Regions from separate parts of the Homo sapiens genome. Here all the other regions are linked to region 1. Evidence: chromatin contacts called from ENCODE Hi-C or POLR2A ChIA-PET data. All regions are on one chromosome and are shown on one strand. The core of a region is the stretch at or near the end of the contact, and the rest is flanking DNA. Distances in the headings are between cores, read along the strand shown.

Region 1 (3,050 bases), core at 121-2,620:
TTGTCCTTCCCATTTTATAGATAAGAAAACTAAGGCTCAACAGAGTCAAGCTTGTTCGAGGTCTTGGGAGCATCTCCCAGGGCATTAGAACTTTTGGAGGAAGAGCATTTAGTTCAGTAATGGTTCTCACCTGTGCGTGTGAGAGTGGAAGAGACCCCTCCCCCGCAACCCGAGCCATCTGGCAATGTTTGGAGATACTTTTGATCCTCACGACTTGGAGCATGGGGATACTGCTGGCATCTAGTGGGTAGAGGCCAGGAATACGGCTCAACTTCCTACATTGCACAGGGAAGCCCCCACTACCACCACAACCAAAAACTATCTGACCCCAAACATCAGTAGGGCCAACGTCGAGAAACCCTGCTCTAGACAGATCATTCTCCTCATCTTCCCATTTCTGGCCATCCGGATCTTAGATGAACACTTTCTAGCAAGGGGGCTCAGTCCCACCACGGGAAGCCCATGCAGAAGTTGTGCAGAAGTTCTTCTCCACCTGCCCTGCACACAGTAGGGACCAAAACCCATTTTAACAAGCCCCGCAGCCCAGAGCACCGGAAAAGGAAGGAAGGGCATCCATCCCCCATTGTTCAACTGTGTGCAGCTTGTGTTTCCAACAGGCACACACACATATTTTACAAATCCTAACGTCCCACGCCCCACAAACAGCTTTGTTAGAGATGGCGCTCAAAAAAAGATGCAGTTTAGATTTTTTTTTTCCCCCAGGACTCCCGTGTATCTACTGAAGGGTTTGCACACTTCTCAAAGGACCTCGCACCGGCCGCGGTGCTCTGACAACGACCACAAAAGAATCTGTGGGATTTCCCGGGGGAGCAAGCCCGTGGGCCGTGACCTCTGCGCGCTCAAAGCGTTCCCGGCGCTCCCCCGTAGCTGGCCCCACTCTCCCGCCCCCGGAGCCCGGGCTTCCAAGGCGACCGGGGCCCCCGGCCGTGCAGCCCGGCCCCCCGGCGCATGCCCACGCCGTATCCCCCTCGCCCGTCCCTCGAGGCGCCAGAGGAATCCGGCCCCGGGGCCTGTAGCCGGCGCCCACACCGGCCCGCCCCGACCCGCCCGCCGCGGCCCCAGCGCGCGTCCCCTCCCCCGGTCCGGCGCGGCCTGGGCCTCGGCCGGTGCAGGCCCGCGGGCGCCCCGCGGCCAGGCCAGGCGAGCTCAGGCCTGCCGCGGCCTACCCCGTCGGGCGCCGCCGAAGGCCCCCCACCGCCTCACCTGGATGCGGGCGGGCGGGCCCGGGGCTGCTCCGGGGCGGGCGGGAGGCGGCGGCGGCGCGGCGCTAACGGCTCCGCTCGGCCTCGGTAGCGGTGGCGGCGGTGGCGGCGACGGCGACGGCGGCAGCGGCTCCTCCTCAGCGCGCACGACCCGCTCCGGCCCGCGGCCCGGACACGCCCCCCCCGCGCGCGAGCCCATTGGCCGACGTCCGCCACGGCGCGCTGCTCATTGGCCGGCGTAGCTGTCGCGGCGCTCCGGGGCGCGCGGGAGAGGCGGGACTTCCGGTCGGCGCCGCCTGCGAAGTGCTCCGCGGCCGGCGGAGACGCGGGCAGCCAGCGATGGCCGCGGAGGGGGCGAACTGGGTTCCGGCCCTCGGAGGCTGACGGAAGGCGGTGGCTGAGGAGCGGCGCCTCTGGTTGAGCGCTCGCCGTGTGTCCCGCACCTGTCTGTCCTGCCGCCGCCCGGTAAGGTAGGAAAGGTCAGCGCGCCGGGGTTACGGGTACAGAACCTGGGTTCGAATCCCGGCCCCGACGTTTCCGCACTACGTGCCGTTGGGCAGGAGCTGACGTCACCTTGCCGGGCCTCAGTTTCCTTCTCTGGTGCGCTGAGGAGGCGGGGCATGGAACGTGGTCAGCGCTTCATCGGTGCTGGCTCTTTGAGCAAGCCAGTTCCCGAAGGCTCAGCATCTCATTCATTCATTAAAATGTCATTGAGCGCCTACTGTGTGTCAATCACTGTATGGGCAGTGAGCAGAAAAAAAATACCTGGTCTTATTGGGCTAACATTCTAAACCAGCGCTGGCCTAGAATGCCCTAGTAGAAATACATGCAAGCTACATGTTTAATTTTTTTTTATGTAAAGATGGGCTCTGGTTCTGTTGCCCAGGCTGGTCTCGAACTCCTGGACTCAAGCGATTCTCCTGCCTCCGCCTCCCAAAGAGCTGGGATTACAGGCATGCCTGCACTCTGCCTAATTTTTTCTTTTTTTTTTTTATGATCTGAAAATAATAGTCTTTTTATTTTTATTTATTTATTTATTTATTTGAGACGGAGACTCGCTCTGTCGCCAGGCTGGAGTGCAGTGGCGTGATCTCCGCTCACTGCAACCTCCGCTTCCCAGGTTCAAGCGATTCTCCTGCCTCAGCCTCCTAAGTAGTTGGGCCTACAGGCGCTGCGCCACCACAACCAGCTAATTTTTGTATTTTTAGTAGAGACGGGGTTTCACCGTGTTGGCCATGATGATCTGTATCTCTTGACCTCGTGATCTGCCCGCCTCAGCCTCCCAAAGTGCTGGGATTACAGGCTTGAGCCACTGCGCCTGGCCTACAATTTTGTTTTTCTTTTTTTTTTTTTTTTTTTGAGACAGGATCTCACTCTGTCACCCAATTTGGAGTGCGGTGGTATGATCACAGCTAACTGCAGCCTCAACTTCCCCAGCTCAGGCAATCAATCCTCCGGCTTCAGATTCCTGAGTAGCTTAGACTACAGGATGTGCCACTATGCCTGGCTAATGTTTTATTTTTTTGTAGCGATGAGGTCTTGCTGTATTGCCTAGGCTGGTCTCAAACTTCTAGACTTAAGTGATCCTCCTGCTTTGGCCTCCCAAAGTGTTGGGATTACAGGCGGGAGCCACGGTGCCCAGCCTGTTTCTTTTTTTAATCATATTTTCTTAGAAGTTTTTTTTTTTTTTTTTTTTTTTTTTGGAGACAGGGTCTCACTCTGCTGTGCAGGCTGGAATGCAGTGGTGTGATCTCAGCTCACTGCAACCTCTGCCTCCCTATTCAAGTGATTCTCGTGCCTCAGCCTCCCAAGTAGCTGGGATCACAG
Region 2 (2,764 bases), core at 249-2,748, 480 kb before region 1:
CAGTGTCCTGGCTTCCTTCTTGGGCCCACCAGCTAGACTTTCCAGCTTAACCCACAGTGTCTCATCCTGGTCCATCCCACTAGTCACCACTCTCTGTTCCTCTCACTTACCCCTTGCTCTTCAAAGCCCATACAGTAGGTATACAAGTGGACAAAAAAAGTTGCTCATTTATGCAATCAACAAACATCTCTGGATTGCTGGGGTCTCAGCAGGGAACAAGATAAATATGGCCTCGACCTGCATGGAGCTCATAGATACTAAATTCAGAATACTTAAAAAATAATTACGGGGTATAGTACATTCTAGGAGAAGCATAACAAGACTTCTGATATAAATGGCAGGCAGCTTTCTCAATGAAGGATTTTGTAATCCCAATAATCACTAATTTAATAATCAGTACTGTTTGCCCAGCCTTATGCGATAGTTTTTGCATTCTCTCATTTAATCCTCTCAACAGCCCCAGTAGGTAGATGACTTTGAATATCCCCATTTTGCAAATGAGAAAATTGAGGCACATTTTTTTTTTTTTTTTTAGACAGTCTTGCTCTGTTGCCCAGGCTGGAGTGCAGTGGTGTGATCATAGCTCACTGCAGCCTCGACCTCCTGGGCTCAAGCGATCCTCCCACCTTAGCCTCCCGAGTAGCTGGGATTGCCGGTGCATGCCACCGCCCACTGCGCTCAGCTTGGAGTTGAAGGGACTCTGGAAGATGTAGAAGTGGCATTGTCAGTGCCTAGATTTAAATCCCAATTGCCCTCCAGGGTCCAAATTCTTAACCATTACGCTCCAGGGCAAAAGTATGCAAAGGCTCTGGGGCTATAGAAAGATGAGCTTTGGATGGAGGTAGGAGCCAGATCAGAGGGCCCTGATAGACGAGAGTGGGGACTCTGCCTGTCATTACAGAGCAATGGGAAGCCGAGGGCAGGTTCTCGCAGGAAGGATAGGAATTATTCTTTGAAGATGCTTGTGGCTGCTGGGTAGAGAGTGGAGTGGAGGGAGGCTGAGATCGGGGAGGAGGTTGCTGCAAAGATCCAGGCCAGGAATGTTGGAAGACTCTGGGCTGGGGGCCATGGGGTGGGGATAAGTGGTTCTATTTGATACATAATTAGGAAATCGTGTTTGCTGAAGATGCGCAGGAGAAGGGTAAAAGGAGTTTCTGGGAGAAAGAGGAAGACAGCGTTGAGATAGTAGGCAGGGTCATCACCAGGCACCAAGGAGGATAAGGGGTCAAGCTCTGGACATGGAAGTCACAAGCCTGGCACCGGATTCGGGGCATGGCCGGGAGCCAGGGCAGAGCTCGTCGTTGCCAAACTCAGAGTCAGCCCATCCCCCGCCACCCAGAGCGCGTCGGCGCTAGGACCTAGCGACTGCCTTCGACCCAGAGGGCGCCGGCAGAGGCACGCATGCGCGCTGTTCCGGCAGGGGTTGTCGTGGCGCAGGGGGCGGGACCAGAGGCGGTCACGTGAGGGGCTCTGGGCTACCGGGTCACGTGACCGAGGCACAGATCAGCTGATGCCGGAGGGTTTGAAGCCGCGCCGCGAGGGAGCGAGGTCGCAGTGACAGCGGCGGGCGATCGGACCCAGGCTGCCCCGCCGTACCCGCCTGCGTCCCGCGCTCCCGCCCCAGCATGACAGCCCCGGCGGGTCCGCGCGGCTCAGGTGAGGGCGCGGGCGGCACCGTGGGGCCCCGAACTCAGGCGGGCGGGCTGTGTCTCCCACCTGGGGCGGCGGAGCTCCTAGTCTCTTTTTTTCTAAGCTCCAGCGCTGACTTTTCACGGTGGAGAAAAGGGCAGACGGCTCCTAGAACTTGGGCGGCGGGTGGGCACCAGCCTCTCCAATTCTTCCTCCTGAACCCAGGCTCTGCTGGGTTCCCAAACTCAGGCAGGGATCGCGCCGGGCCGCCAGCTTCTCCCTCTGGGGCGGCGAGGTTCCTGGGATTCCCACTGGGAGCCTAGGTTCCGATTGCTCAACTTCGTCTGGAACTCAGACAGCGGGCACCAGCTTCTCCAACCCGCACGTGAGACTCCCAGGCTTCCCCTCCTGATTCCAGGGGACAAATGCTCAGCTTCCCTAAGCTCAAGCCTGGAGAGCTGGAGGGATTGCCCCCAGGCGATTAACTCAGTTTTAGCTTTCCAAACCGCTGGAAGCGCAGCCTTCTTAAATTCGGGCTTCTAGCCAATTCTGATGCCACCCCTCCTCGGGGAGGCTGGAGGAAGACCCCTTGTGTTAGCTTCCCCTTCTGGAGCTAGCTGGGGACCCCTACCTGATAGATGTCCCGGTGTCCCAGCTAGTAGGGTCTGGGGTGGGTTAGCTGTAATCTCAGCTCTGTAAGCGGGCCCTGCCCTCTGGCTTTGTCGTAAACAGCCACAGCAGCATCTCATTGCAAAGGGAGGGGCCGGGAACTTGTCCCTCTCTGCAAGGGAGGTTCTGACAGTGCACACATTTATCCTGACTGCTTTGCTAGGCAGGAGGCCAGGCCCTAGAAAGCAGCACGGGGCCAGGCCCTAGAAAGCACATCCCCATGGGGGTGTGACAGGGACAGTTTTGGGCTACTGTGACTGGTTTTGACTCCAGCAGTTGCTGAAAGCTTAGATCTAACCATTAGGCTGGAAAAAAATAAACAGTGATTAGAACAGCTTGTGTTTGCTGAAGAGGTCTTTATCTGCTGTGTCTCACTGAATTCTCAGAGCAGCTTCAGGATCTCAACCTCAAGGCTCAGGGAGAGGGTGGACTTTTTTTTTTTTTAATAAACTTTTTTTTGTTGCCC
Region 3 (2,779 bases), core at 14-2,513, 510 kb after region 1:
ACCGGCTGCTCCGTAAAATGATGAGTGGCATCCCTCTAGAAAGGCCCTGAGGTTAGAGATTCTCTACGTCTCGCTTCTATTGTTTCAGGGACTGTGATTCCCCAGAAGACCCCATCACAGATCACCTGGAGGTGGGCGTCGTCTGGGAGGCCGCAGGTCCTCGCTGGTCCCGGAGACTATGCTGGTCAGGCCAGGGCTGGGTCCGGGGCCAGGCTGGCAGCTGTCTGGGGCTGGGGAGGAGCCCTGCTGCATCCCTCCAGCCCCTCCACGTTCCCACACTGGCGGTGTGGCTGCCTGCTCAGGGCCTGGCTCCTCCGACATGGAGGAGGAAGGGGCTGCAGCTGGCACAGCCGGGGACAACACCTCCTTGTCGGTCTCACTGGAGCTGGGCTCTGCAGTGGCCAGCATGTCTGGGATGGGCCCTGAGGGTTTCTCCTCCTGGTGGAAGGAAGAGGCGGAGAGAACCCTTCTGGGCTCTGGGTCAACCCAGTCGGCCCCCATCCTAAGGAATCACCAGCAGGAGAGGATAGGGGAATACGTAAGGGTGGACTAAGCTCTTTTTTTCTTTTTATAAAGATGGGGTCTCGCCATGTTGCCCTCACTGGTCTTGAACCCCTGGTCTCAAGTGATCCTCCTGCCTCAGCCTCCCAAAGTGCTGGGATTAGAGTCGTCAGCCACTGCACTGGCCCGGATTGAGCTCCTTATGCATACGGGAGAAACATCTGCTCTCCTCAACTAGGATAGGTGGGAGCCCCAGTATGCACACAAGCGTGGCCTAGAGGGAGTGGGCGGGGCCAAGGCTACGGAGGCGGGGCTATGGGCAGGCATGGACTGGGAAGATGCTAGAGGAGCTAGACATGGATTGTCTGAGGACCGAGACCGGCCGGCCTCGAGCAGTGTGGACAATCTTGGAGGTGCTGGGGGCCCGGATGTAAGAAGTTTAGGGGCGGAGTCCTAGCCTGACGGGCGTGGTCCATTCCGGGCCGGGCCCGGAAGTAGGGCGCTCTCCGAGTGACAGCCAGCGGCGGACGGGTGCCCGGATGTGGGGGCGGGGTCGGCCGGAGGCTGTAGGCGCGACAGGGCCGCTCCCCGCCAGTCCCCGCAGCTCCGCCGCGCCCGCGACCCCGGTGCCGCGCTCACCATCTTCGACACGGCTCGGCCTCTTGTTTCTGCGGCTCCGGCGGCTGCAGCTTAGGCGGCGGCCACCCTCTGGGCAGTGCGAGTTCGCGCTCACGTCAGCGCCATTTTCCACCTCTCAGCTCTCGCGAGACTGGGGGCGGGGCCTGCGCAGGGCGCTCGGAGAGGGGGCGGGGCCTGAGGGCAGAGTCACCCTGGAGCTCAGGTCGGACGCTGGTGCAATCTTGCTATCTATCCCCGGGCAGTCAGCGCGCACTTCAGCAGACTCCGTGCACGGAGATCCGGGATGACCTCGCTGTCCTAGTCTTCAAAGTGGGCACCTTCATCCCTCTAGTCTTGTCCCAAGATCAGCCCTGGACAGGCGATAAACAGCAGTTCTTTCTTTATATTTTTTATTTTTTTTTGAGACAGAGTTTCGCTCTTGTTGCTCAGGCTGGAGTTTAATGGCGCGATCTCGGCTCACTGCAACCTCCGCCTCCTGGGTTCAAGCGATTCTTCTGCCTCAGCCTCCCAAGTGGCTGGGATTACGGGCGCCCACCACCACGTCTGGCTAATTTTTTGTATTTTTAGTAGAGACTGGGTTTTACCATGTTGTCCAGGCTGGTCGTCACCTCCTGACCTCAGGTGATCCACCCGCCTCGGCCTCCCAAAGTACTGGGATTACAGGCGTGAGCCACCGCGCCCGGCCAGTTCTTTATTTTTTATAGTGTTGAGACAGGGTCTTGCTCTGTCGCCCAGGCTGGAGTGCAGTGATGCGATCATAGCTCGCTACAGCCTTGACCTCCTGGGTTCAGGCGATCCTCCCATCTCAGCCTCCCGAGTAGCTGGGATTACTGGCGTGTGCCACCATGCCCAGCTAATTTTTAAATTCTTTTTAGAGACAGGGTCTCTCTGTGTGTTGCCCAGGCCGGTCTCAAACTCCTGGGCTCAAGCGATCCTCCCGCCTTGGCCTCCCAAATGTTAGGATTGCAGGCGTGAGCCACCTCGCCTCCCCTTGCACTCACATTTTAAAATGGGGAAACAGCATCGCTCGAGCCAGGGACGTCGAGGCTGCAGTGAGCGTGATGGCACCACTGCACTCCTGCCTGGTCGAAAAAGCGAGACCCCCATCTCTAAAAGTTAAATAAAAATGGGGAAATAGTAAATCAACAAGTGCAAAAACAATCTTTTGTCCTATTCAGAGCAATGAAGGAAACAATGAAATGTCGAAGTGATGGGTCAGGGAAGCCACTCTGAGGAGGTGACTTCGGAGCTGTCTCCAGATGATCAAGGAGTGAGCTGGTGGAAAGCCCGAGGAGCAGGGGGCTCTACCGGATAGCTGGTGGTGATGTCCTGGAGTGGGGCAGGACGGGCTTATTTTGGTCAAAGAGCAGCGAGGTGGCCAGGGCACCACTGGAGCAGAGTGGAGGCGGGGTGTGGAGGTCAGAAAGCGAATATGGTGCGCGGCAGGTCACGCAGGGCCATGGGAGTGGTGCAGAGAGAGGAGTGTGGTTTATGTTGTAACCACTGATGAATTTTTAGCAGGGGGAGGCGCATCATCTGATTCCTGGCAGTCACTTGGAGTAGGATGGGCTGTTGAGAGGGCGGTAAGGTAGATCTAACATCTTAGATCTCTCTGCTGCCATATCATCTAAGATGAGAT
Region 4 (2,703 bases), core at 204-2,703, 380 kb before region 1:
TATAACTGGACCAGGTGGGGTGGGGGCTGGTGGGCAGGGCAGCTGGAGCCATTCCCACCTGCAGGGCAGCAGCTTGAGTGCCCGCTCGTATAGCTGATTGAGCCTGGGCTTCGGGGCGCCCTGTTTGAACTCGATGTAGCGAAGCCAGCATTTGACAGAGAATTGGTTCCGCATGATTTCCTCCTCATAGGGGAGGTCCTCTTCCTCCTGCCAGGGCCAGGGAATGGGAAGAAGAGAGGCCTACCCTCAGAGCCTGTGTGCAGCACCATCCCACTGCTGGGGCTCAGGTCCAAACTCCGGACTTTTACCTAGATCCCACCACCCACCAAGGAAGTCAGGTCACCAGATGCCCAGGCACCAAACCAGATGCCCGACACCAAGACAGTGGCCCAGACCTTTACCCCTCAGAATTCAACTACCCAAAATCGAACCCAAATCATCAGACTTCTCAGTCATTAGGGCTCTGGGCCAGGAATGAGTCCGCATCACCACTCGCTTTCTGCCCCAGATGGTCAGACTCCTTAGATACCAAGGCCCTGGCCCAGATGCCAGTCCTGGACACCAGACCCCACTTCTTCAAAACGTGCCTCTTCCCAGACACCAGGCCTTTGGCCCCTCAGACTCCCACTGTCACCATCTGACCCATCTCCACCCCAGGCCCAGATGACCAGATCTTTACCCCAGCCACCAGGGCTCTCAGGTCCAGATTCCAAGCCACTAGCCCCGCCCCCAGGATCCCACTAGCCAGCGTCTAGCTCAACTCTGCCCCAGAAATTAAAAGCTAGGCCTTTATCTCACAGGAGGAGTTATACACCAGAAGCCAAGCCTTTAACTCTGCACACCAAGAATCTGGTGAAGATGTCACGCCTCTACTCCAGAGAGTAAGTATTTCACTGGCCATCGCCTGACAAGCTCCACATCACCAGGGTTCTTCTAGCCTGGCCACCACCCCAGAAACTGTCATGCTGCAGTCCAGGCCTAGAGACCGCTATCCAGAAAACCAAGCCTTCATCCCAGAAACCAGAACCCTGGCCTCGTAAGCAAGCCTTTACTTCAGACACCGATCTTCACCTCTCAAGGTTCAGTTATGCGATCTTCCTCCTCTCCCATTCCCTGCACGCCCCCATTTCCGCCCCTGGTTCGGGAGGCTAGACGCTTCCCTTCGACAGTGGTTTTCTACTCAGACCCGAAGATACAACACCATATTTTTACTCCTGGACAGTTCGGTGCGGACATGACGATCCGGTCTCTGGCCCATTAGGGTTCCCAGACCTTGGCCTGGCAGTTTCGGCCTAAATCTCCTTGCCGACCCAGCCTCGATCCCCTGCGGCGTCCAGGTCCCAATGCCCCAACGCAGGCCACCCCCGGCTCCTCTGTGGACTCACGAAGACAAGGTCCGGCCGCTCGGGCCGCGAGAGTCGCGCCATCACCACCATTTTTCTGGATGCCCAGGTACAGGAGAGAGTCGCGCGCTTATGACGTCTACCACTGACGGCCCGCCCCTCCGAGCCAGACCCGTTTTCTATTGGTTAAATCATTTTTGACGGACAGGCCCACGTTATTGACTTCTTTTCGACGACGCCAGCGACCGGAAGCAGAATAGAGGCGCCAGAAGATGCGCCATCAGGATACACATTGGCCAATCAGCTTCAGCAATGGAGCGTGCAAAACACCAGTGAGCTTCTGTCTTGCTGGAGGGTCGGCTTTGGGCGGAACTGGCTTTGTTGACCGGGAGAAACGAGATGGGGGTGAAGCTGGAGATATTTCGGGTCAGTGGACACAGGAGTGGGTTGGGAGGCTGGGCAGGGGATCTTCCTGGATCTGAAGATGAGGTTGGAAATGGGGGGACTTCAAAGGAAGAGGGAGCTCCAAGGAGAAAGCTCTTAAGATTTGAGAGGAACCTTTCTGGTTGGAAATCCAGGAGAGGGGACGCTGGGCTGGGGGGGTTCTCGGATTTGGGCTTCTGGGTTTGGGGGCTGTGAGAGGGCTGGTCCGAGGAAGGACCTCAGAGAGGGGTGAGCTGAGAAGGGGGCTCTAAAGAAGGAAGACTTAAGATCCTGGGGGAGCTCTCGGGCTCGTGGTGGGTGGGTGTCTATGACAGGGAGATTCCTAGACTTCGAGAAGTGGAGTTGAAGAGTGACGCCTCCTGGGTTTGGGGGTGCTCCCGGGATCTTAAGTGGGGATGGGTAATGAGGTCTCGAGGAGATGCTTTTGATTGTAGCTGGGGCGTCTGTGTGTCTGTCTGTGTTTGAGAGGAAGACTCCAGCTCAGAGGGAACTTTCAGGAATGAGGCCTCCTGGATTATAGGAGTTAGGTTTTAGGGTGCGAGGTTTCTGTACCCTTGGTGGGAGTTCTGGGATTCTTGGGTCGGCCGTAACGAGGCGCTTCTGGACTCTGCAGTAGGATGGGTCCCCCAGGCTCTGAGGAGCCTCTGCACATTGCTTGGGGGGAGCTCACCTCACCCACCCTCTGCCATTCCAGATGATAATCTACCTCACTTTCCCTGTGGCTATGTTCTGGGTTTCCAATCAGGCCGAGTGGTTTGAGGACGATGTCATACAGCGCAAGGTGGGCATAAGAGGAGTGTTTGAGGGTTCATTCCAGGGGTGGGAGAGGGTGTGGGGCAGCAGTCTGCTGGGGACTAATGTCTGCCTCCCATAAGCCGACCCTGCCCTGATGTGGGGCTCTGGAGGCCTTTGGCTC

Evidence for each region. Hi-C counts contacts between places; a loop is a spot of excess contacts on that map. ChIA-PET counts read pairs that join two places held with the same protein, here RNA polymerase II (POLR2A). Pooled maps may share reads with other maps.
Region 2: a pooled map shows a loop between it and region 1 (4-fold over the local background). The contact joins the promoter of MCOLN1 here to the promoter of ELAVL1 in region 1. A Hi-C loop is called at or near these places in 6 of 50 pooled maps. POLR2A ChIA-PET finds 5 or more read pairs at or near these places in 3 of 52 experiments (B cell, H1 and RWPE1).
Region 3: a loop to region 1 is called in a map of B cell, with 13 times the contacts of the local background. The contact joins the promoter of ZNF414 here to the promoter of ELAVL1 in region 1. A Hi-C loop is called at or near these places in 3 of 168 maps with a recorded cell type or tissue (B cell, OCI-LY7 and vagina), 1 of 37 single-sample maps with no recorded cell type and 10 of 50 pooled maps. POLR2A ChIA-PET finds 5 or more read pairs at or near these places in 5 of 52 experiments (H1, HEK293, OCI-LY7 and 2 more).
Region 4: a map of naive thymus-derived CD4-positive, alpha-beta T cell shows a loop between it and region 1 (9-fold over the local background). The contact joins the promoter of XAB2 here to the promoter of ELAVL1 in region 1. A Hi-C loop is called at or near these places in 1 of 168 maps with a recorded cell type or tissue (naive thymus-derived CD4-positive, alpha-beta T cell), 1 of 37 single-sample maps with no recorded cell type and 9 of 50 pooled maps. POLR2A ChIA-PET finds 5 or more read pairs at or near these places in 1 of 52 experiments (H1).

Annotation. Positions count from the first base shown.
Region 1 is chr19:8,004,271-8,007,320 of GRCh38, forward strand. It overlaps ELAVL1 (ELAV like RNA binding protein 1), which reads right to left and starts at 1,371. Exons shown (of 6, transcript NM_001419.3): 1 at 1,225-1,371. LOC105372266 (a long non-coding RNA gene) reads left to right here and starts at 1,543. Exons shown (of 4, transcript XR_936302.2): 1 at 1,543-1,688. RefSeq lists silencers at 747-796, 827-1,026, 1,257-1,746.
Region 2 is chr19:7,521,126-7,523,889 of GRCh38, forward strand. MCOLN1 (mucolipin TRP cation channel 1) reads left to right here and starts at 1,499. Exons shown (of 14, transcript NM_020533.3): 1 at 1,499-1,656. The coding sequence starts at 1,626. LOC105372261 (a long non-coding RNA gene) reads right to left here. Exons shown (of 3, transcript XR_936294.3): 2 at 1,717-2,037. RefSeq lists a silencer at 1,533-1,662.
Region 3 is chr19:8,512,904-8,515,682 of GRCh38, forward strand. ZNF414 (zinc finger protein 414) reads right to left here and starts at 1,264. Exons shown (of 8, transcript NM_001146175.2): 1 at 1,141-1,264; 2 at 126-438. The coding sequence starts at 1,143. RefSeq lists a silencer at 965-1,274.
Region 4 is chr19:7,628,092-7,630,794 of GRCh38, forward strand. XAB2 (XPA binding protein 2) reads right to left here and starts at 1,454. Exons shown (of 19, transcript NM_020196.3): 1 at 1,386-1,454; 2 at 59-207. The coding sequence starts at 1,436. PET100 (PET100 cytochrome c oxidase chaperone) reads left to right here and starts at 1,702. Exons shown (of 4, transcript NM_001171155.2): 1 at 1,702-1,769; 2 at 2,482-2,568. The coding sequence starts at 1,743. It also overlaps a transcript of STXBP2 not described here. RefSeq lists enhancers at 1,366-1,485, 1,746-1,795.